2 separate regions of the Homo sapiens genome follow, and region 2 is linked to region 1. A link is a loop called in an ENCODE intact Hi-C map of the cell type or tissue named here. Cell type or tissue: GM12878. All regions are shown on one strand. Links, peaks and the distances in the headings refer to the core of each region. The heading gives the core; the rest is flanking DNA.

Evidence for each region. Hi-C counts contacts between places; a loop is a spot of excess contacts. Peaks named below come from ENCODE experiments on the same cell type or tissue, not always from the same donor. Only the 100,000 strongest peaks of a DNase experiment are listed, where the experiment ranks them.
Region 2: a loop joins it to region 1, with 6 times the contacts of the local background. A loop is called at or near these places in 7 of 110 quality-filtered maps.

What each region holds. Positions count from the first base shown.
Region 1 is chrX:121,302,650-121,315,512 of GRCh38, forward strand. No RefSeq gene overlaps it. Among named protein-coding and RNA genes, the nearest start is that of MIR3672, 62 kb to the right of the region's middle. In GM12878, for the core only: a CTCF peak has its summit at 6,053 (motif pointing right); DNase peaks (open chromatin) are centred at 4,992 and 5,802; H3K27ac peaks cover 295 bases.
Region 2 is chrX:120,783,654-120,796,516 of GRCh38, forward strand. No RefSeq gene overlaps it. Among named protein-coding and RNA genes, the nearest start is that of CT47B1, 86 kb to the right of the region's middle. In GM12878, for the core only: a CTCF peak has its summit at 6,565 (motif pointing right); a DNase peak (open chromatin) is centred at 6,628.

The DNA.
Region 1 (12,863 bases), core at 2,582-10,581:
CAGCAAAGAATGCTTTGTAAAGCTGATAGTTGCTCCAGATGATCTTACAGAAAGATAAAAAATTACACATGAGCTTTCCTTAAAGCAAGATCTTCTCGTCGGCACAGACTTTCTTGCTATTCCTTTCTCTGCAAACTAGTCCTCCTACTATTACCATGGAGAATTTCAGTGGGTCTTCTTTGGGAAATGTAAAAAGGCAACAACCTGATAGTCTCCTGAAAGGGTAATGCTTTCTTGGGGACATGGCCACTTTTTCTTAATGCTTTGGGCATAGCCACTCTGTGCTCTATAAAATGAGACACAAATATAATTTAAAAATCATTTCCTGTATCTTAATATCAGACTTTACCAGGAAAGCAAAGTTATTTCTCCATTTTCTCCATCCCTTTTGCCTTTCACAGCCAGTATTTCCTCAGGCCAAATGAAGCCAGACCTTTGCTTTTTGCCCTTTTATGCTCCCCTCTCAGTTCTCCTGGAGAATCAGGATTAAAAGGATTACTTTACTTTTTAATTTTCTGCAATGTGCATTTCCATTCTCTGAATGCAAGGCTCCTCAGCTAGATCATGACATTATTACTTGATGATTTTATTTCCCTGATCACCCTTTGGCATTTAATGATTTCTAGTTTTGCCTGTGTATAAAACATGAAACCCAGAAGACTGTGAATCAAGGCCAGGCCCATCTTCTATTTATGAAGGTTTTTTTCCTAGGGTATTTTTCAGGTTTGAAAAGTTATAGTCAGAAAACTTGCAGTATTTTCACTGGAGTTACTAAACTTTCCAGGAAGAGCCCTATGAGATGGAGTTGAGAAGGGAAGGCAAGCTTGATATTGACTATACTGAGAAAGTTCTGGGAACACCAACTTGGAGAAACTTTTCATTTTTTAGACTCTCTGGTGCTCAATATCTAGGATAAACCCCTTTAGATAAATGTTGTGTTCAAGATTAATAGTTTAATGTATAATAATTTTGTTCCAATTCGTTTTTTACTAATCCATGGTTTAAAATCCCAATTAAGGTTTGCATCCTCCAGAAAGCCTTTGTTGGTGACTGTATACCAAAGTTTTGTCTCTTCCGAACTATTAGCAGTTATCTGGCACTTAGTTACATATTACAGTTTGACAATTATTGTCTCCAGTTTCTATGTTACTCTCATATTGTGATTTAAATGTTTATAAATACATACATTGGTCTAGCTTACCCCTCTCCTTTAGGACAAAGTTAATATACCTTATCGTCTCCCCTGCAACACTTAGCATCATTCTTTGTAGAACTCCAGTAGATGCTTTTTGAATAAATGTATGTTTATAATTACCTTTTAAATTATAAGTAATCTGTAAATTATTCCAGCAGATAACCATATCTTTTTAAAAGACCATTCCAACCTTAGCTTGGAAATTCCCTTTTGTGATTAATTTGAATCCTTTATAATGCACTCTAGTGTAACTATTCTTAAAGATAAGTACTGTTTATTTTCTCTCCCCACTTCTTAAAAACTTCTTACACTTTTCTTCTACCTTATTTCACAATTGTGGTTGTTCTTCAAGGCTCTGTTTTCCTTTCTCTGTGCTCCTCCTGGTAAATTTATTGTTTTGGCAAGTTTATCTACTCTCCATCTTCAACTCCTTGTAGTTGCTTCTCAAATCTACTTTTCCATTCCTGTCCTAAGGACCTTAATACACTATTTTCAAATATTGGTCAGAATATCATCACTTGAGTATATTTAAATCTCCTCAAACTCAATGTTTTACAAAAAATAATAATCTCTTATACCACCCAGACCACCCACTCTTTGCATTCTTTTCTTCATTTTTGCTGTTTGTGTGTACTGCTGTTATCCATGGCTCCTATGCCCTGGAATCTTCTTTCTGACTTCTTTCTTCTTTACCCTTCATGTTCTATCTGTCCCCAAATTGTGTTGAATCTTTCCTTTGAATATTTTTGAGAGTCAATTTCTCCTTTCTGTGACCTCGGCAAATGGGCTAGTCTAGGAGATTATCTAGGCCTAAATTGTATGTATGTATGTATGTATGTATGTATGTATGTATGTATGTATGTACGTATGTATGTACTGAGACAGAGTCTTGCTCTGTCGCCCAGGCTGGGGTGCAGTGGCACAATCTCGGCTCACTGCAACCTCTGCCTCCAGGTTCGAGAGATTCTCATGCCTCAGCCTACTGAGTAGCTGGAATTACAGGTGTGTGCCACCACACCTGGATAATTTTTGTATTTTTAGTAGAGACAGTGTTTTGCGGTATTGGCCAGGCTGGTCTCGAGTTTCTGACTTCAAGTAATCTGCTTACCTTGGCCTCCCAAAGTACTGGAATTACAGGCATGAGCCACCATGCTTGACCAAGGCCTAAATTTTAGATTACTATTACCATAGCTTTCTAATTGCTTCCCTTGATATTATTGTTGGTAATGATGATAATAATATGATTATTAGCATAAAAGCTGCTATTTATGAACTCTTGTGTGCTAGGCATTGTACTAATGTACTTTTTGAAGATTAGTTTGATTCTCATAATGACTCAGTGAGGTATATATTAATATTACCATTTTAGAGATTAAAAACCAGTAACATACAGAATATACATAACTTGTCCATGGCTTCATAGCTAATAAATGGAAAAAGCTGGGATTTTAACTTTGAAGCCCATGTGCAATAACAATACCCTGCATTTTCCTGTTAGACTAATGCATTCTTTTCATTGTGTCACTCACCTGTTCCAGAGCATGTGAAGACTCCCATTGCCTGCATCAAGGATGAATTCCTTCATCTGATACCAAGACCTGCCATGATATTGTGCCACCATCTCTCCCCAACCTTATTTCTCATGACTCTCAATACCTACTCATTGTTCCATTCAAGCTGACTTGATCATTGTTTCCCCCTCTATTCCCAATGTTTACTCCTGCTTAATGATTTTGTCTAAATCTGAGATACCTTTTCCTCACCTCTTCAAATTCTGCGTATACTTTAAGGTCCAGTTCAGATCCCACTTCTCCATGAAGTCTTCACAAAATAGTCCAAAATGCAATGAGCTCTTGTTTATTATCTTAACTTCTCTGCCACATTAGTTTGTGTACTATACCACTTACCACTCTATGATGTACTCTTGTAACACTCTCTAGTATGAGATGATCCAAGGAAACATTTTAATTTTAGTAAAAGTTACCTTTGATAATGTTTCTTTCATCTTGTCTCCTTACCGTAATTCTCCTGCCTCCTAGGCATCAAGTAAATCTTCATGCTGTCTCCAGATTGCTAAGCCCTCACCCCTACCCAACTGCTGGTATACCCTGCCCAGACTCTTCTCAGGTTTTTCCAAGTAGAAGTGAATTGTTATTCACCCACTTCGTAATGCCCTTTATCCAGACTCAGCTAGGGAACCTATGTAAAAGTATATGTGATTGCTTGTACACCTTTCTGAGAGGCTAGATTTGAGCAGCAATTGTTTGTAAAGCCATATGTGCTTTGGTCTTTGAAATTTCAGAAAGTTGAGAGTGTGGAGTATAGCAGAGGGAAGTAAAGGATATGAAAGAGTGGGAAGGAAAATATATTGGGGCAGGTAAACCTTCCTGGCATCCATTAAAACATATCATGTAAGTCAGTCACTTCCAGTTCTGCCAAAGTATGAAGTTGGATCTCGCTGTAGTGTTTTCAGTTTTTTTCTCTGTAGCAGCAGTTCCCTGCCTCTAACCTGCAGCTACAAAGTATTGCCCTTGGTGCTTTCTGAAAAAAAGAAAAACAAAGTTTGGAAACTAAATAATTTCTCAAAAAAAATATATATATACCATTTTCAGATTCAGGTGCAGGTTTTATTTAAATACAAATATATTTAAGAGCATGACTGAATTCATAGCAACTTTTGGTCGTTGCCAATTTTCATACTCAGTGAACACCACCAGTATAATGCTATCATGGGCAGATCCACAGAATGTTGTCCTTTAGAAAGGATCTACAGGCCGTGTGTGGTGGCTCACACCTGTAATCCCAGCACTTTGGGAGGCTGAGGCGGGTGGATCACATGAGGTCAGGAGTTTGAGACCAGCCTGGCCAACATGAGGAAACCCCATTTCTACTAAAAATACAAAAATTAGTTAGGCATGGTGGTGCACAACTATAATCCCAGCTACTTGGGAGGCTGAGACAGGACTGCTTGAACCTGGGAGGCAGAGGCTTCAATGAGCCGAGATCACACTACTGTGCTCCATCCTGGGTGACAGAGCAAGACTCTGTCTCAAAATAAAATAAAATAATAAAATAAAAAGGATCTACAGTTTGAACTGTATCAGAAAATCCTTGAGGGCAAAGATTATGTCTTTCACTTTGTTCACATTCCCCAGCACATTCAACAACAGTAGTTTGATGGGTCTTTGGAGCTCTTGAATGAATGATAGAAAGAAGAAGTTGGATAAGGATTTTTTTTTTCTGTTATCAGTCCTTTCATTTTTCAAATAAGAGGATCAGATTAGGTGGTGTCCAAGTTCCTTTGTAGCTCTGGCATCCTAGGTTGATATGTACTTGACTATAATTGCAATGCTTAACTGTTTACTTTGTACTAGGGAAAGTTTGGGAGAAGGTAGTTCTTAGTACAGTTCTTAGCATCCGTGTGAACTTGGTTTATCCATTCTCAAAAGTGCTATGAATCATAGAAAATTGCTGGAAGGTTTCAGACACTTTCTGAATTTTCACTATACAACATCATTGTTTGGAGTGACAAGTTTTGCCACCTCAACAATGTGGTAAGCCATGGATTCACTTGGCAATTAGTGAGTTTTTGATTATCCATCTCTGTGGAAAATGGCCCAAACCCCTCTCTTGAACACAGATTCTTAAGAGTTGGAGGTAATACTGTGTCTATGCTCATGGAAACCAGTTAGAGGAAGGGTAGACAAATATGACTTCTGACAAGTTTGGTTTGGTTTTGCCTAGCCACATTTACACCACTTACAAGCCTAGCAAAATTGATCAGGTTTCAAGTAAGCTACCGCTCTCTGCCTAATTTTGGTACAGAAAAAGAACAACTTGCTCATCTGACCACAGACAGCAGCTCTGGCCAAGTAGCTTCTTTCTTTCTCTCTCTCTCTCTTCTTTCATAATAACCAGTTACTTCCGGTTTACAATCCAGATTCTGTCTCTCATTATCGATATGATCTTGGGCAAGTGCTTTTACTGTTTTGAGCCTCAGTTTTCTCTTCTGTAAAACTAGTCATATTGTTTAGTGGTTTAGGAATAGTGGCATATTAAAATGCCTACAGAAGTATCAGGTTTATAACATGCATTTAGTAAATGGAGATGCCACTGTTATTCCCTCCTTTTTTTCTTTTCTCCTTTCCTTTTTTCTCTTCTTGTTCCCTGTCTCTGTCGTGAGAAGAGAAATTATCTTTACCAATTTTCATGGAAAAGACTTAAGTGGCTAATGGAAGTATCAGCCTCTCAGCCTGCAACTCTTTCCCCATGTAATTTGTGATTTCAGGTTTGAAACTAGGGCACTAATTGTGGGTGCTTGGTGGCAAGTAACAGTTGGGGAAGAAATTAGTACAATGCCCATTGCTGCTTTTCAGTTGTTTTAGTGCAGGGCATCTGAACTAAGAGTTGTGTCTCATGTAGGTTGTTCCTGCAAAGTTATCTCTGAATCTTCTAGATTTACAAATCATTTGGTACCCAGCTGTTATGCTGAGTGATTCATGGTTATGGGTGCCTTGTTTCAAATGCTTGTCAGCAGTTTCTTCCCTGTGGTTGCCTTGTGATTCAGTTGTTTTCAGTATGTGTGCATCTCTTCACATTCATTTGGACTCTGCCTCCCCCAACTTCTGTCATGGAACAAATGAGTCAGTGTCTAATCGTGCTGGCTTGCCATCCAGTTACTTCAAGTTTCCTATGGTAGGTGGGCACCAGAGAAGATGGTGCTGCTGGCTCACAGAGGGGGCTGACTGTCCTGCTGCCAAACTGCTCTGAGAAGGGGGAAAAGAATGGCCACATTTCTCAGAATGAATATCAGGAAGCATTCAGTATACAGGAGGCCAAGAGAATGCACATTCTTGTTCAGTAGGTGGCAGTGTGGTCTGGCTTGAAGCAGCACAGCACATTCAGGCGTGTATTTTGCAGTGCTTTATCCCGATGTCTTTGACAGCTCCAATTTGAGATTTTATTCTGAGTATTTTAGCACCTTTTGTCAAGTGCTCTTAAAAAAAAAAAACTTCATTTTGTTAGAAACTTCTCTCTTGGTAGTGGGCGGCATGTTTGTGGCAAGTACTGTGATTTGAAGCTTTTGGGAGCTAGGTGGCTAATTACTGTTAGTTGGACATCTTGCCAGGTAGGCTGTACTTCTGTTTCCTAGCTGTGGTAAGAGGAGTTCTTTTCTAATGAATATGGTGGTTATTTCACTGACTTTATCAGTGGGGAATACTTCTTCAGCCTGTAGATCTTAATAGTTTCTCTGCTGAGGAGGGAGGCTCCTGCGAACCAGTGTGTCAACTCTGTTGGAGTTCATTCAACCTTCAGGGAATAGTACATTTGATATGGCTGAGCTTGGACTATAATAGCGCAGTGTCCTCTGAAAAGCTGAATATAGGGCAAATCCCAAACTCTATCTCTGTACCTTGCCTCCCACTGCAAAGCCCTTTTCCAGAATGGCTTATTTCTCAACACATGTAGAAATCCTTGAAAAGCTTTGCATTTCAGTAAGAAGCCTACTCTCCAGCATGAGGCCTGGGCAGGAGGAAGAAATTATGCCTAACTAGGCCACAGGCAGTGTAATCCGTGAAGATTTGCTTCCAAGCAACTGACTAGGGCAAGCGGACTACCTTAAGCAGCATTGATCTATTGGTTTTTCAAATGTGTTAGTTAGCAACTTATTGGCCAGCAATTCTGAGGACTAATTAAGTAGGTTTCAATATAGAGTTGAATGTGATTACACATTGTATACCTGTGTCAAAATGTCTCATATACCTCATAAATATATACACACACTATATACCCATAAAAATTAAGAAGAAAAAGTATAGAGTTGGAGTAGAAAAATCAAATCCAAATCATGTTTATAAACTCAAGCAAACTACCACTTTATATACATGTGCCTGAGTTTAGATATTTATAATGAAATTTGTGGTTTAAACTCAAAAAGTAAGAATGGGCTGGGCACCGTGGCGCATGCCTGTAATCCCAACTATTGGGAAGGCTGAGGTGGGAGGATCACTTGAGGCCAAGAGCTTGAGATCAGCCTGGGCAAAATAGCAAGACCCCATCTCTAAAGAAAAAATAAAAAAGGTAAGGATGATGGCTTGAACCTAAAAAGTCAACTTGATAACCTTTAGTGAGTCAGCAAGTCTTTTTGTTCTGCTTTTTATCTGTACAAGGGTAACAAAAACACAAAATTGTCTTATCTGTTCATTGTCAATAAAAAAATTACTACTATAATCAAGAAGTTTACAATTTCTTGGGATAACCCCATTCTCCTGCTGGACCATAATAATTCTTAGTGTATCTTTCTTATTTTTAGTTAAGATTTGACACCTTATAACTTCTGCTCCTAGAATCACACAGAATATTAGAATAATATCTCTTCCACATGATTAGCATTTGTACATCTCAAGACAGCACTGAAGTAATGCATTCATCTTTTTTTTGCTATTAATTCATTCATCCAGTTATTCAACAAATATTTATTGAGAACCTACTATATGTTAGGCATTAGGGTAGAAATTAAGGGTATATGGGTGATTAAAAGACACATAATCCATGAGTTCATGGATCTTGTGTCTAACTGAGTCTTTTTTTTTTTTTTCCAGGCTAAATATCTCTAGTTTCTTGAACTTTTCCACACATTGCATGGTTTGGAGTCCCCTCACAGCCTTGGTCACCTTTTCTGGACATGTTATCAATTTCTCTCTAGGAGTGTGAGTCCCAAATCACCCAAAGGAGCGATCTAACAAATGGTTAAGAGCTTTCTGGGTTCAAATAGCAGCTCTGTCTTTTACTATGTTATATTGAGCAAGGTATTTAACTTTTTTGGGCCTCCATTTTCTCATTCTTAAAATGAAAATAATAATGATATTCTCTGGGCTGTTGTGAGGATTAAACAATATAATGCACATAAAAAGCACTTCATTCAGGACTTGGCACCTAATGCTTAAAAAGGAACAAGACATCATTTTATTCATATTTGCTAAACAGCTTAAGATGGCATTATCATTTTTGGCAAATACATTCTGCTGTTATTGCCTCCAGAGGTTGCAATCACTTTAAACCTCCAAGTCATTTTCTATCTTTCAGGGAAATTACTTCTATCTTCCAGAGCTGTGCTCAGATGTCAAGCCTCTATCAACCTCTTTAAGACACGTTTTGACCAACTCTGTCTGTTTGACTGGCTTGTGTGTCATCTTCCTGAGAGATGGATGTAATTTCAGTGCCAGGATTGATGTCCTTGACTTGACTTTTTTTTATCTCTGGGTTTGCTAAGAATATGGAAATGTGCTTGTGGCCTCCCTCAGCTTTAGGATCTTTTCTGTAGAAGTACGGATTATAAATATAACACCTCAAGCAATAGGGGGAAAATGTTGCCCATTCTCTTTGTGCCTTGTTTTATTTATATTTAGGAAGCTTTTGATTAATATGCCTTTACAAGATGATTGTTGAATAAAATTAATCCCATTTCATAATATGATCATTTAATGATGGCCTGGCTGTTTTTGCCTGCTCCATCATTTTGTTTTAGGACTTTGTCTGGATTTCTATTACTGATTTCATTTTTTGGATGTAAACACAAATACATATAATTTACCCCTTCCCTCACTGCTCTCCAGGGATCTTTGACAATAATTCAGAGGGTGGGGAATCATGAGTGGGAATGAGGGTAGGGAGAGTAGAGATCAGAGCTGTGACTTGTATGCATTATGGAGATTAATATAACCCTGAGGACAGGGCTTTTTGTCAGTGTTTCTGGGCCAGAGTTAAATCAGGAACATAGGAAAATAGACCCGAGGGTGTACTAAGGATCTGAATTCTTTTCTCTTCCATTCTACTTGGTCCCTGAGAAAATCCCCAGCTACCCATGTGGCTCATATGCCGTTTAGCTCACTTTGATGTCTAAAATCACCATCATTAGAGTCATTCTTCTCTGGATAACATATTATCGGTATCCATGATCACTTACTGATTACTGTTGTTCATCAGCAGAGTTGGGGTTTCTGGTGTTAGGAAGGTCAGGAAAGACGAAAAATGTCCATGCCAAGTGGAGAAATGAGAAAGCAGTCAGAAGGCACTGGTGTGAGATAAAGCAGTACAGAAAAAGCAGCAAGTGGAAGACAGAAAAGAGATCCATAAACAAAACTGATTTAATTGCTTAGGGCCTGTCCGCTCTTAGACCTGGGCAAGAAGTGCTATTACCCTGGGCTTTATGCTTTTCTAAAAGGCCTCACTCTGGCCCTCCTTTAGCCACACTCTTCTCTATAGGGAGGGGACTTTGTGCTGCCAGTGTGTGCATCCCTAGGCCTGAGGAATACCATGCACAGGGGAGTATAGTCTAGGGTTGCCAGATGAACTATATGACACCCTGGAATTTTATTTATAGAATATGGCAACCTTAGTATAGTCAGAACTTGGATGTGTAGGCTGGAATGTCCACATGCATATGTGTGGGGCTACTCACTGTGTGGGATGGAGCCTAGGATGGAAAGAGAAGGGAGCAAGTCAGAGATCTGGAGTTACCTGTCTCTACACTGATATATTTTGGTTCAGAACTCTGGGGAATCTGAGAATTAAAAATTTGAACCTGGCATGCGAAGTTGTTTTGAAGTATATTTTTCAAGGTAGGAAGATAGAACATATTTTATTTAACTATTCCTAAATTTTGATACATATTTTTAAAATATGTAGACATCTGGTATGTGGGCCTCCGTTTATACCCTTGTCCCAGGCTCTGCAAATGCTAGTCGAGAGCCTTTAATAATGGCAACACATTGCCAGATGAGGGTACTGTGCCATGTATTTTAGAACCATAACTTTATTTAATCCTCATTATAACTCTGTGAGTTTGGCACTGTTAGTCTCTCCATTTAACAGATAAGGAAACTGAGGTTCAACAAATTGCAATGACTTTTCCAAGGTCAAAGAGTAAATGACAGAACTGAGATTGAAACTCAATCCTTGGACTGTGCGCATATAATAAGCTTTAAATCAACATCACTTGAGTCAGAATCCTGCCTCTGCTACTTGCTAACCCTTTGAATCTTGTGCGAGTTATTAATCTCTCAGTGCCTCAGTTTCTTGAACTGCAAAATGTAGATGTGTGTATGATAATAACAGTACCTACCATATATGATTACTGGGAGGATATAAAAAGATCTTGCATATTAGGCCAGGTGCGGTGGTTCCAGCCTGTAATCCCAGCACTTTGGGAGGCCGAGACGGGTGATCGCTTGAGGTCAGGAGTTCAAGACCAGCCTGGCCAACATGGCGAAACCCCGTCTCTACTAAAAATACAAAAATTAGCCAGTTGTAGTGGTGTGTGCCTGTAATCCCAGCTACCTGGGAGGCTGAGCCAGGAGAATCACTTGAACCCAGGAGGCGGAAGTTGCAGTGAGCTGAGATTGTGCCATTGCACTCCAGCCTGGGTGACAGAGCCAGACTCCGTCTAAAAAAAAAAAAAATCTTACATATTAAAGTGCTCAGTACAATGCCTGGAAAATCAAAGAGCTGAAAAATATTAGCAATTATTATTAGTAGTAGTGTTAGTAATAGTTGCAGCAGCTGCTTTAAATTGAGATATAAGTATGGTATGAGCATAGTATTATATTACTTACTTATTGTTGCATAACTAATTACCCCAAAACTTAGTGGCTTAAAACAACACACATTTATTTTCTCACTGTCTTTCTGTGGATCAAGAATCCAGGCACAGCATATCTGAATCCTTTAGCTCAGAGTTTCTAACAGGCTGTAATGAAGTCTCTACTGGGGAAAGATCTGCTTGCAATATCATGCCTGTGGCTGTTAGCAGGTCACTATTCCTTGCTGACTACTGGTTGGAGGTGTCTCAGTTCCTTGGCACACGGGCCTCTAAAGGGCAGCTCACAAGATGGCGGCTGACTTCCCTCAGACAGAGCCAATGAGAGAATGCTAACAACAATGGAAATCCCAGTCTTTTGTAACCTAATGATGACAGTGAAATACGATAATTTTTGTCATATTCTGTTCATTGGAAGCAAGTTGCTATAGGAGGGGATTGTAAAAAGGCATGGTTAGTAGGAAGCAGAGATCACTGGGATTTGTCTTTGAAAGCTGCCTGGCACAGGTAGATGGCATTATATCAGGGCTGTGTGAGGTTCCATGGGACAAACATGATGCATCTTCTCTGGGAGGCAGCTTCACTATGCAGCAAATGCAACTTTAATTCAAAATGTAGCTGCATCATGTAATAGAAACAAAATTCACGAATACTAAAAATAAACAAAAACATGAGATTATAAAAATGCCTTATATTTGTGGCTGCTGTTTTGGCTGCATTGCCTCCTTAACTTATGCCGACTTTACTTCAGTGATTCTCAGCTGAAAGGAAAAAAAAGATTCATTTTGAAAAGGTTTGTTGTGTATTCTCTCTGTTCCCCAGCAATCCTTTGTTTCTGTTTCTTTTAGAAGCTGAGATGGTCATCTTTGTTGCCTCACCTCTCTGTAAGATTTAGGGGAGGATGGGGAAATATCGTTCCCAGTGCAGTGGTCTTCAATTTTGGCTGTATGTTATAATCACCTTGGAAATTTTTGAAAAGTACTGAGATCAGAGCCTCTCCTCCAGAGATTATTTGTTCTCAACAAATAATATCTAACAAAAACTAATAGCACATGTTAACCATCTGTTTATTAGAATGATGGAGGAATTGATTTGTTTGGTGCACTTGGTGCCTTTCACCACCGAAAATAATGATAGTTAATATTTTGCATACGTATGACATAACAAGCTGTTCTAGGGGCTTTATGTGCAATACTGCTTAATCTTCACAAAAATTGTATTATCCCCATTCTACGGACAAGGAACTTGAAACCATGTTAAGTAACCTGTCCAAGGTTATAAAGCCCAAAAGAAGTAGATAATTGTAGTGAATACTTATATGATGCTTATATGGTGCTCAGTGTGTTATATTCACTTTTCCAAGCAGGATTTATAGAATTATTTAGTCTTCACAACAGCCCCATGGGAGTACTACTACTATTGCCACTAGGCAGATGTGGAAACTAAGGAACAGAGAGATTAAGTGACTTGTCTAAGATCACACAGCTAAAATGTAACAGAGCCAGTATTCAAGCTCAGGCTATCTGGCTTCAGAATATACCCCCCTAACCATACTGCATATTGCTTCTTGTGAAGTAGTCACACCCAAGTAACATGAATCGAGAGTCTAGATCCTCTGCTCTTAACTGTCATGCTATTCTGCCTGAGAACACTGAAAGCTAATATTTATTGAGTTGTTATGATGTGATGAACATGAAGGCCTTCATTTTAATTACCTTATTTAATCTTTATAATAGCTGTACAATATCAGTACTTGATACAGTCATAAGTAAGGCCTTGGAACCATGTCTGGTAGGTTTCATCTCCGCCTGCCCCAAATCATCTGCCTCCAGAAACTGAGTTTCTGACCCAGCCTCCGTTCGTTAACTATGAGACCTTGGGCAATTAACCTAGCCCCACTTCAGTTTTTTAACATTTAACATGGGAACAATAGCAACACCTTCTTTGGTTACTTCAAAATCCTACTGTGGTATTTAATCAGATTATGAATGTGAAATTACTTTACTAAATACAAAGTGCTAAACAATGTGAGGTGTGTTTGTTATGACTCCTCTCACATTCTCTGCTCTA
Region 2 (12,863 bases), core at 1,839-9,838, 520 kb before region 1:
GATCCATTCACATAGGTTGCCCATGCCCATATACAGATGCTGGGCAATAATATTTAGAAGAGTGATCAAATATGAGGCACCAGTTGCCTTCCAATGATCTGTTGCAGCTGAAATTAAATACTCCTTTCTTATTATCTCTACAAGACTTGGTTAACTCCTATTTACAGATGGAATTTTATAGCCAGCATATTTTATAGAGCACTTACCCTAATGACAATAACAGAAACACCTTATAACTGTGTCAGCTTGACTGTTTATAAAAACACTTTCATATGCATCTCATTTGATTCTATGGCACTTCATCTATGCCCTATGAAATGAATACATTTCTACCTCATATTATAGCTATTTATACATGAGGCTGTATGGTCTAGTGGAAAAATCATACTCTGGCTTCGGACAAACCTGAATTTGAATCCCAGGTCCACCACTTCCTAGATGTGTGACTTGAACAAATCTGTGATCCTCATTAAACTTTTGTTTTCTGCATTTGTAAGGTGGGCTTAATCATGCACATCTTATAGGGTTTCTGTGAGGTAAGAGATAACATGTAAAGTGCAGGGCAACTACTATGTATTCAACTAATACTTTCTTAAAAATATTATCATTAGTTTGTATGATGTTAGCTAGCAAAATCTGTGACTATTCATTTTATCTCCAACAGACCCAGAATTGTGCCTTTTATCTTTAGAAAGAAGCTTAATACATACTTCTTGAATAGACAAACCTGAGGTAGGCACAGGAGTTATTATCCCAGTAGATGGAGGTTAAATGGCCTGCCCAGGGATCACATGGCTGATAAATGATAGAACTGGAATTTGGATTCTGATTGTTTGCTGTCTAGTCCAGTGCATCTTCCTGCAGTCTTTTAGATTGGTTTGCAAAACTGACATGCTGGAAATAAAGTCTCTTGTAGAAGACAGCCTAGTAAGCGACAAGTCTAGGTTTTCCACTAGGATTCAGATATCTTTGGATGTGCTGTAAAGAGACACCTCATCCTACTTCCTCATGGGCTATAAGGAGTGTCTTAGAAAGAGAGCCACAGGCCGGGGGTGGTGGCTCACGCCTGTAATCCCAGCACTTTGGGAGGCCGAGGTGGGTGGATCACGGGGTCAGGAGGTGGAGACTATCCTGGCCAACATGGTGAAACCCCGTCTCCACTAAAAATACAAAAATTAGCTGGGGGTGGTGGCGCGTGCCTGTAGTCTCAGCTACTCGGGAGCCTGATGCAGGAGAATCGCTTGAACCAGGGAGGCGGAGGTTGCAGTGAGCCAAGATCCTGCCACTGCACTCCATCCTGGCAACAGCGAGACTCCATCTTAAAAAAGAAAGAAAGAAAGAAAGAAAGAAAGAAAGAAAGGGAGTCACATACCCTAATAGACATGCTATTGGACATGCTCAGTCCAATAAAATGGGCTTAGTTGTTGGAGAGTTGGGGTAAATCTGAGCATAGTCTATTGCCCACCATTAAGATTTACCCATCGATCTAGTTTCCCAGGAATTTATGTCTAAATCTTAGGTAAAGAGGTGTTGAAAGTAAAAATAAAACACAAACAGAAAAAAACAGTAGTTTCTCTAAAGATCTCTGTGGGATATTGGAAGAAAGATAAGGCAGCACCGCTTTTATGCCTACCTAATTGAGAGTTAGCTCAGAACATAGCCAACTGTGGCACATGGGGTTTCTAGGGAGCAGAACTCAGCTTTGGCACTTGGAAGGCGTTAGCACATCAGTGATGCCAGGGGCAGCACAGAGCTGCAGATGCTACCCAGTCTCTAGTAATTGGCACAGCAGTAGCACCTTGTGCCATATTGTTTAAAGAGCAGTACAAGGCAGCATCAGTGGCTTGATGTGGCCTTGGAGACTTTGGGAACTAAGCAGTATCCTTGGTACAAACATTAATGCTGTCATCTTTCATGGTAGGCACTGGTAGCAGCGATGAGGTGCCTGTGGTTTGGTATAGGTAGCAAAGGTCTAGGAAGTCCGTAAAGTGGAGAAGGCTTCTTTATGGGTAGACTTGAGACAACCCATGGGGGTTATGAGAAATAAGTGGAGAACCTAGAGATACTGTAATGATAGATTTGGGGGAAAACCAGAGAAAATGCTGTTTATGATCATTAATATCCCACTTTTACCTGTAGCTTCATATGGTTTGGGGAATTATTGATTATGATTATGATAGTAACCTGACATGAGTGGCCAGATTGATCACAGTATAGATAGCCTGGGGCCCTTCCAGCTCCTGTTCTTCAGTATGAGAGGTTTCTAATTGTCACACGTGGAATTCTGCCTTCTTCCTCATACCTGCCTCCTGCTCCAACACGCTACGAGTTCAATATTCGGTGCTATCAAGCAGCATTCCTGGAAGCACAGAGATTTGAAAGAAAGGTTTCTGAATGTCATGCCAAATCTCCATCTGACTGGAGTAACTCAAGCAAATAGTCCAAAACTTCCAGAATAAATTGGATAAAGGTGGTAAGCACTTTCGAGCTTCCAAGAAGTGGGGCGGGGATGGAGGAAGCTGCCCAATATTAACAATATGCACAGAGACAGAGGCATTTGTATTACAGTGGGTGGTATGCTGTGTTTCCCTCTTACTAAGTGTTGCCCATGCAAAGGCTGAGATGGTGGCATGATGCCTTTGCTGTCAGTGATACCAATTGCATTTGTGTACTCTAAGAGAAATAAAATAAGCTTCTTTCCCTCATGATGATATAATTGTCTTTCTTGTCCTTCGAGATTAGCCAAAGATGTAGTAAAGGCATTAGATATGTGTTAAGAATGACACCACCACAACCACCACCATTACCAGCAACAACAAGAGTAAACACTTACATAGCACTTATTCCGTTTTTGGCACTGTTCTAAGATACACACACGCATGCATATACATGCACATACTTTTTTTCTCCATTATTCCATCTGTCTTCTCACAATGACTTACAGATTGGGCAAAAGAGTGGTCCTCCTCAGGCCAAATTAGGTTTTTCTAAAGTGTGTTTTTAAGATCTTTTGTTCTGGAGAGCTTAACAGGTGTTACAAAACAGGATTCCCTGATCAAGTAAGTTTGGGAGACATTGGGTTATAAAATATAAGCACATTTCTCTACTGCAGGACTTCCAAATGGGCTAATGTATATGGAGATTTTTTCTGATAGAGGAAAATCATAGATGAAATCTGCAGAATTTCTCAAAAAGAGGCAGTAAACCGTGGTGTTATGAGTGGGGGCCTCTGATAGCAGACTTTCTGGGTTTAGAACCCAGCTAGGATATTTCGCTTGCTCCTTATAGGACCTTGGAAAAGTCTGTTTTATCTTTTTGTGCTCCAGGTGTCCTTATCTGTCAAATGGGGATAATGGTAATATTTACATCAGAGTGGTTTTAATATATTCAAACTGCTTAAAAGAGTACTTGGCTTTTAGGAAATGCTCGATAAATACAAGCTGTTTTTTTTTTTGTTTTTTGAGACGGAGTCTCTGTCACCCAGTCTGGAGTGCAGTGGCGCAAGCTCAGCTCACTGCAACCTCTGCTTCCCAGGTTCAAGTGATTCTCCTGCCTCAGACTACAGAGTAGCTGGGGTTACAGGCAAGCGCCACTACGCCCGGCTAATTTTTTTGTATTTTTAGTAGAGACAGGGTTTCGCCATGTTGGCCAGGCTGGTCTCGAACTCCTAACCTCAGGTGATCCACCCACTTCGGCCTCCCAAAGTGCTGGGATTACAGGTGTGAGCCACCGTGCCCAGCCTTTACAGGCTAATTTAATTTTAATTTGATTTGACTCTGTAACCCTTTTCTTGCAAGCATCTCAGGGGATTAAAGTCTTACAGTGCACGTGTGTGGTGCACACACACACACATACACACTTTGGAAAATGCCAAGTTGGGTCCTTCTGGTAAAAAGACTATAGAAGAATGGCACTGGGGAAGAAAGAAAATAAAGGAGATCAGATGACGCCTGGGTTGAAAGACTACAACTCTGCAGTCCAAGTCTCAAAAGTTATTTTCTTATTCCGTCTCTAGATACTTTAAAAATTTTTATGGAGATAATTACCTGCTGCCCTCAAATTGGTTATGTTTACTTTTCTGGAGGAGGGAAAATGGACTAAATGAGGTTTTCGAAACCCAATTCTCCAATGACTTAAATGGCTTTGATTTCCGCATTTGAAAAATGGATCTACTGTTACTGATCTGCATGTGGAATTTTCCTACGAAAAAGGTATGATACTCAAACATCTATGATTAACCTAGGCCCACAATCAAATGGAATTACCATCTCGTGCTCCAGTTTTATCATAAGATGGCAAATGGCAAGATATCAAGCAATATCCTGACTGGACTCTTTGTGGGCTGAAGGTTCTATATCCCCAACTACCCTTTAGAGATAGGCGGTATCATGTAGCGCGTGAGTCCCACAACTGTCATGTACATCAGAATCACCTGTGTGTCTTGTAAAAGTAAAGTTAAAACAACCAAACTTCAGAGTTTTTGTTTCAGTAGGTCTGTTGGGGGCAGGTTGTGGGGAGAGAGGGCTGAGAATTTTGTTCCCAGGTGATGCTAATGGTGCTGGTCCAGGAACTGCACTTTGAAAACCGCTGATATATGTTCCCCTTCCTGTGTCCATGTGTTCTCATTGTTCAATTCCCACCTATGAGTGAGAACATGGCACATGTATACATATGTAACAAACCTACACGTTGTGCACACGTACCCTAAAACTTAAAGTATAATAATAATAATAATAATAATAATAATAATAAAAGAAAACCACTGATATAGAGGTTAAGTGAGGGGGCACTGAAATTGGACAGACCTGGGTTTAAACTCTAGCACCATCACTTAGAAGCTGTGAAATCCTGGTTAAATTATTTAATCTCTGTGACTTAATTTACATATCTATAAAGTGGAGATAATAGTAACAACCTGGTAGGGTTGTTGTGAGGACTAATGAGTTCATATATGTGAAGCCCTTCAAATAGTGCCTGCTGTAAATTAGCCTCAGTTGTTACTATTGTTGTTATTGTTATTGTTATTAAAAGAAAGGTCTTGTAGGGAAGAGAAGTCAAGTCAGGGCTCTGAGTTGGGACAGGATCCCTAGGAGTGGGAAAAAAAGCATTGATATGACAACCCACATTATTCCCTTTTAAAAGGGACATTAATGGTAGAAGTTGATACATTGGTTTTCTAGACATGAAGATGCTTCAGGACAGGGCTATTTAAACCCCGAGAGTTGATTTGTGTTACTCAGCTGTCTAGTTTGCTGGTCTTTCTTAACTCCCTACCACCTCAACCCCACAACATTCTTAAGCTCCTCCTTTCCTTAGCAAAGTGGCAACAGGACAAGTTTAGCAGTGGCCCTCTAAGGCAGATGCTCCATGCCCTCTTCAGAAATCTCCTGGCAATATTTTCATTCCAGGGAATATTTATGAAGTACTCACTTGTGTTTCAACCTCCATGGTTTGATTTTTGTTTTAGAAACCCAGCTAATTCTTCCGGGGGAAAAAAAGGTCCCAGTTTAAAATTCTGATGCCTTTGGTAAGTTGTCCACAGAAGAGAGAAATTTCGTTAATGATCTACCCACCTTGCTCTCAGGTATGCCTCCCATGTTTCAAGGTTCCCTATGTACCTTTAATTTTGATAATAATTAGGAAGCTTGTAAGCATTATCAGGAAGCAACTGTGTGCCCTGGTTGGGGGAGGGTGAATACATCTGGGCATTAAGTAACTGGCCCTCAATCTCTCTGAATGACATTTCAGTGCATTTTTTAAGGATCAATTTTCATACTTCATTGTGGTGGCTGATTCTGGTATGCTGGACAGAAAGGTTTATGATGCCCAATGGGTTAATCAGCTTTGACCAAATCTTTCTTGAAGTACTAAAATGGAGTGTAGCTCTCATCCACAGCAGCTTTCTCCCTCTGCTCATTAGTTCATGTCGGGACTTTAATAGTACAAAGCAAAAGAAAGAGGGTGTGTGTTTGCGTGTCCCCATTTGCCTTTTCCCTCTATACTCACCAGCTGAGAGTAATTTATTTGTTTCCACAAGGGGAAATGTGGAGATAAATGCCTCAATGATTAAAGTCCTGGCCTATAAGTTGGAAAACCTTGGTTCTAGAACTAGCATCACCTGTGACTTTCTTTATGACCTTGGATTTATTAGCTAGATTTTTCTGGGCCTTTGTGTCCTTTCTGTAAAATAGGATGGTCTTGATCATCCCATTTCACAGGGTTGTTGAATACCTAATGAGATAATATACCTGGTCATGCTTTGGAAACTCATTAGTGTTTTATGGATATAAGAAATGATTATTATACTCAACAAATTCTGATTAGATATTCTGCGTTTTTTCTCATGCCCTATTTAATAACAATCTTATAACTTAAAGAATCAAAATATAAATTAAATAACTCTGTATATTTTACAGAGGTAAAACTTAAATTACGGGTTAAGAATTTTCAAAGGGCCAAAGAAGAAAAAGCCTCCAATAAAAAGCACAAGGGAATTTATTTTTGTCTAGTTGACTGGTCTTTCAGAAATAAAAAAGAAGCCATTTCAGAACTGACCAGTAGATGTCAGTGTTTGACAAGCACATAGCTGTTTGCTGAGGCTCCCGTATTAGCATCTGGCTCCATTTCAGCTAGCAAGTTTCTCTGCAAAGGAGAGGGAGTTTGTGTAACTGAAGCAAAGATTTTGCTTTCTCACTTCTCGCCCTGTCTTGCGGAAAACAGCATGATGCTTTGGGTAAGTCGTCGTTATCTTCACTTTCAGTGATTCCCTTTATAGATCTGCAGTCTGCTGAGAAGTTTAAAACACAAAATTAAACATGTGCTTAGCTCCCTGAAGGCCACATACTTGTTTTTCTTCACAAAGGTGCTTTTCCTTTTCCAGACCCACCTTCCCTTCATCCTACCCTTTGTGTAATATTAATCAAATATAGCCAGGAAATACTGCTGTTTGGGGACCAGGTTCCAAAGCTCTTGAAACAAGGATTTTATTTTTTGCTGCAGAGTGACACTTGCTCTGATTTCAGATGAAATTGCCATTTTCTAAAAATGGCAGCTACTTGGTGTGTCATTTTTCAAAAGAAAATGTGATCACATTGTAGCTGCGCTAAGCAGCCTCTTTCAGTCCTCTTTCGTTTTACACTTTTACTGGAAGGCTTTGAAAGAGGCAATGCAATTAGGTTCCAGTTGTCTCTGTTGAACTCAGAGATGCTCACCTTTTCCTGGGGAAGATGAATTCTTGTTATGTTGGTTTCTTATCGCATCCTGGATTAGGGAGGAAATGTGCAGCGAATTCAGACTAGGGATGGTGATAAAATCAACTGAGCTCTTTGAAAAGGCCACCCGCCTTGGGTTTCTGGAATTCAGACTTGTGGGGCTTTTACTCTTGAACAATTTTTAAGGATTGGGTAGTCAGGTTTTCTTTTCTTTTTCTTTCTTTCCTTCTTTCTTTTTCTTCTTCTTCTTTTTTTTTTTTTTTTTTTTTTTGGTGCCTGTGTTGCCCTTTATAAGCAGCCAGCTCAGATGCATTTAGAGACCATTTTTGTGGAATGATTTGGAACTGCAATCTCCCCTCCTTGGTTTGCTCTCATCCTTTTTGCATTTCTATTGGCCAAATGGAATGAAATAGTTCAATGTCATAAAGTCAGAGGTGGCTTTAGGCTTTGGGCACACTTTCTGAAGACCAATGGAGGTGGTCTGGGTGTGACAACGCCTACCAGTGTGGAGTAGTGCCCTGCTGCAGCATTCTTAGTGGCTGCTGGCCAAGAACTGGCCTTGTCCTGGGAAATGAGTCATCAGACATAAGCAGCTTGTTCTTGGAGGCAGAGCTGGCATTGGTTTCAAGGTCCTCTTGCATTTGGTGCACATCTGCTACTGCTTCACTGTGTCTCAACCTCCCTGGGTCCCCTCTCAGCAGTGTTCATAGTCTTGGAGGAAGAAACGTTCCCCCATTTCCCAGAAGGCTGATTTTCCATCACCTTGCCACTTCCCAACTCATTCCAGAGAACTTATCCCTCCTCAACTCCTGAAGGACCCTTTTTTTTTTTTTTTTTTTTTTGAGATGGAGTCTCACTCTGTCACCCAGGCTGCTGGAGTGCAGTGGCATGATCTTGGCTCACTGCACCCTCCACCTACGAGGTTCAAGCGATTCTCCTGCCTCAGCCTCCTGAATAGCTGAGATTACAGTTGCGCGCCACCACACTGGCTAATTTTTGTATTTTTAGTAGAGAACGGGTTTCACCATGTTGGTCAGGCTGGTCTCGAACTCCTGACCTCATGATCCACCCACCTCAGCCTCCCAAAGTGCTGGGATTACAGTCATGAGCCACCATGCACAGCCAAGGACCTTGTTTCCATACATAAAGAGGTTGAAGGTCTGGACCTTTTAGTCTGACACCTTCAACCTCTTCCTTACCTTGATGCTTCCCCTCTGCTTTCCTGCAAGTGAGGTAGTTAAGAGCAATAGTTTTGGAGGCCAACATACCATAGCCACTTGCTACCTGTCTGACATTAGGCAAGATCCTTTATTTCTCTGAGCCTCAGTTTCTTTGTTATTATTTTTTGTTTTATTTTAAATGAACAAATAACAATTGTATATATTGTATATTTATAGGACACAATGTGATATTTTTATACATGTTAATATTGTGAAATGATTAAATCATGCCTATTAACAAATCAGTCACCTCATATACTTTTTTTGTGGTGAAAACATTTCAAACCTATTCTTTTAGAAATTTTGAAGTATACGATGTGTTATTATTTATTATAGTCACCATTTGGTACAATTGATTACTAGCAATACCTACCTTGCTGTGTTTTGTGATTAGTAAATGAAGTACTATATGTAAGGCAACTAGCACTTTGTAGGAGCAAAGTAATCTATAGCTGCTGCTGTTAATTTTGTTGTTATTACTATTCTACTTGTTGCCGGCCTGCTCTCATCTCACTCTCCTCCCTTTAACTGTTCAATATTTTGAATGACTAGGTTATCCTTATATTCATTTACATTTACCATTTACTCACTATCCATTCCCTCTTGTTTTGGCAATTATATTTTAAATTCCAAAGGTTCTTCTTGTTCTCTGTTTTTTTGCTTGTAATATCTTGTCCATATTTTATTTCATTTTTTTTTTGAGGCAGAGTTTCGCTTTTGTTGTCCTGGCTGGAGTGCAATGGTGAGATCTTGGCTCACTGCAACCTCCACCTCCCAGGTTCAAGCAATTCTTCTGCCTCAGCCTCCTGAGTAGTTGGGATTACAGACACCTGCCACCACGCCCAGCTAATTTTTTGTATTTTTAGTAGAGATGGGGTTTCACTATGTTGGCCAGGCTGGTCTCGAACTCCGGACCTCAGGCCATCCACCCGCCTTGGCCTCTCAAAGTGCTGGGATTACAGGCGTGAGCCACTGTGCCCAGCCTATCTTGTCAATATTTCATAGATGCAAAGATCATTTCAAACTAGTCTGAAGAAAATAATTAGAATTTAAAAAAATCTCCATTGTTCCTAGAATTATTTTTATTCTAGGGTCTTTTTATGTTTTCTGCTTGTTTCTGTTTGCTCAATTATCCTCTCTTCTCTGATTATTGACATTTTATCTACTTTTTCTAGGTCCAGTTCAAATGACATATCCACTATGATGTCATCCTTAATCCCCATAGTTGGAAGCAAATACTCCCTTCTCTTCTTCACTTCTATAACCCCTGGTTTGCACTTTTTTTTTTATTACATAGCACCATATATTGTATAGTTAAATGTTTGTTTTTGTGTTTCAGTTTGACATTCTCCTTGGAATATAAATTCCTGAGGTCCAGGACTGTGCTATACATGCCAACCACTCTGTGTGTGTTCAGTACTGGGCTCCCTGCCTTTGTAGGGACACAGAAGGATCTTGCTGGCCATCAATACAGTGTGAGAATCATGAAACTTAAGTAAGAATGTCCAGTAGATCAAAGATTGAAGTAGTAGAGAACACAGTGGATCTTTTCTATAAATCTTTGCAAGTTGGCCTTGGGTTGAGACGAGTAAAGTGGAGACTTGCCTGAAGTGAGAGCTGGACATGACTTTTTGTGATTCTATAGAGACAATGGCTGTGGGCCCTGTGAGACTGCATTGCTGGGATACCCTGTCCCCCTGTAGCAAATGGCCAATAGCTTCAAAGTAGATGTGTGTCAGCATGGAGCTAAGTTTGGTTTCAGTAGTGGGTTTGGACTGTGTCAGGATTTCTTCAGGGGGGATTAACTCATGTCTGAATATTTTAGCCCAAACTTCTCAGCAGGAAATTCCTTCACAGTAAACATCATGTTACAAATGAAAAGGTTGTCTCTCTTTTTGTCCAAAGCCTGTCAATCTCACACATATAATACAAGGTCAAGGCGAAGGCTTGACTGATCTGACCAGTAAAGATACAATGAACCACTTTTAGATTTAGACAGTTTATTATTTACATAGACAGCTGAAAGCAGAATAAGCCTTAAAGTGCCAGATCCCTGTGATCCTTGTCCCATACGCTACAAAGGATGACATGGAAAGAAAAGAGGCTGGATGACTGCATTGCACACTGTGGGATACCCCATTGCTGAGGAGCCTATTCCAGGGTGCCTCCAAGCAGTTTTATGTTCTGTAGCTTTGTATTCACCATAATACGTAATAATATAAATTTATATTTATAACTTTTATTTGTATTTTATATTTATATAAAATTTATATTTTATAAATTTAAATGTACATTTATGTATTATACATAAAAGCAGTTTTATGTTCTAAGGGGGGCATAGCAGAAAACCCCATACCTCATCAGAATCAGGCAGGTGATGAGAAACGATCTCATTGCAGCCCCTCCAGGAGAGGGAGGGAAGTGAGTGAGAGACTTCCTCGTAGCAGCTCCTTATAGGCTTCTAGTCCTCTAATGTTCCAGAAATAGCACAATGCGTTCCACCAAGACTCAGTCTGTGGTTCAGCCTTTGCCTGCATGCTCTATGTGGATGTGTGGTAAGGTCATCAGGATTCCATGGCAGAGCCAGTTTCCTACAATGCCATTCCTTCTTTGATACCTAGTCACGTGTTGACTGATAGTAACTTTGGTTTCTACATGCTGAAGACTTCTGACAACCTCCCCCTCACACCCCTGCTTCTCTAGAGTCAGAGCTTACCTATTTCCAACAAAACTATTTATAGAATTTGCCCTTATTCTTATTGTTCACCCTGTTCCTTATCCTTCCTAATCAAGTTTGGCTGATTCACTTCCTTGCTTTCTCATACAGGGTTCTTTCATCACAAGAAACATCTAAGAAACTTCCTGATCAGGACAGGAATTGGCTTCTAAATCTGGGTCTCTATGAGCCTAGCACTTCTAGTTTTTTTCTTTTTCTCACTTTGTCCTATTTGGTTTCTGCAGGTCTTCAGGATTCTGTATGTGTGTGTGTGTGTGTGTGTGTGTGTGTATGTGTGTGTGTGTGTGTATGTGTGTGTATATATATGTATATATACATATATATACACACACATACACACACACACACACATATATACACACACACACACACACACACATATATATATATGTCTTGACCAGAGGCCTTTCCCTACCCTTTGTTAGGGAATCCTTAGTGTACCTTAGAGTATCTTAGAGTACCAGATGGATTTGGGCTGTGAAGACTGAAAGCCTACAGCTTTTCACCTTCTTGCCTTGACCTTGAGTTCACATGTGCCTCTTGATCCCTGGCAACCTCCTTGCCTAGGTACTAACCTATTGCCTAGTCTAAGCCCTTACTTTAACATATTGCTGGCTCTCTGGATCCTGGCTTTCTGCCCTGGATCTTCCTGCCTATGTCCTTAGTACTAGGAGATTTCATAAAACCACATATTGAAAGAATGTCATATGTGGCCAATTTCAGTGAGGCCAAAACCAGCGCTGTGATAAAACACCACACCACTATGGTTGCATTATTGGGTCAGTACCAGTACTATGAGGTAGGATTTTCTCTTTCCGTGAGCTACTATGATGTAGTATTTCCTCTTTCTGTTAGATACTGCAGTTGGGGCTGTTGAAAGTAAGTAGAATTTACTCTAGCTCTGCTCCCTTGGAAGTCATACCCAGGCAGACAGTACTTAGAACAGGGGAGCTTGGTATGAAGAATCACCAGGGTGCTTGCTCCTTCTACTATGAATGAATGGGTTAGTGGTGAGTCTTGCTGGGAATGGCCCTCTTGAGCAATATTTTAAAAAATATAATAATGCGGCATTCAGTTATGGTTGGGGTGGAGTGTAGGGACTCAGTCATTCATCTATCCAGTCATTTATTCAACAAATATGTATGGTTTCTTACGGATTAGGCACTTTTCTAGACTCATCTGTGAATGAAATAGATACAATTCTTGCCCTCATGAAATTCTAGTTGGTGGTATGGAGGGGCAAAAACATTAAACAAGTAAGAGACAAATATGATGAGATGAAACCAGGTGCTGACAAGGGTTATAAAGAAAATACATTGTCAATGTGCTAGAGCAGACATGCGTTAGATAAGAAAGGCCTGTCTGAGACAGGAGTGTGTAATTTATGTGAAGATCAGGAGGAATAGCTTTCTAGGCAAAAGGAGCAGCTACTACTGAGGCAATGAGTAGGGACTTAGCATTCTAGGCTGAGGGAATACAAGTAAAGCCATGGAGGCTCAGATAATCTTTGCTAAGGGGTGTAGTGGTAGGTTTTGGATGGGGAGGAGGTGGCACTGTGAGGACTTCTTAATTAGACTTTTTTAAATGAACTGTCCCCCAAACACATAAGGACTCAATAGCTTTCAGGCCCCTTGACCAAAAGAAGACATTGTCTGAAATGGAGGTTTTTATAGCCTCTGACACCCATTCTGATGT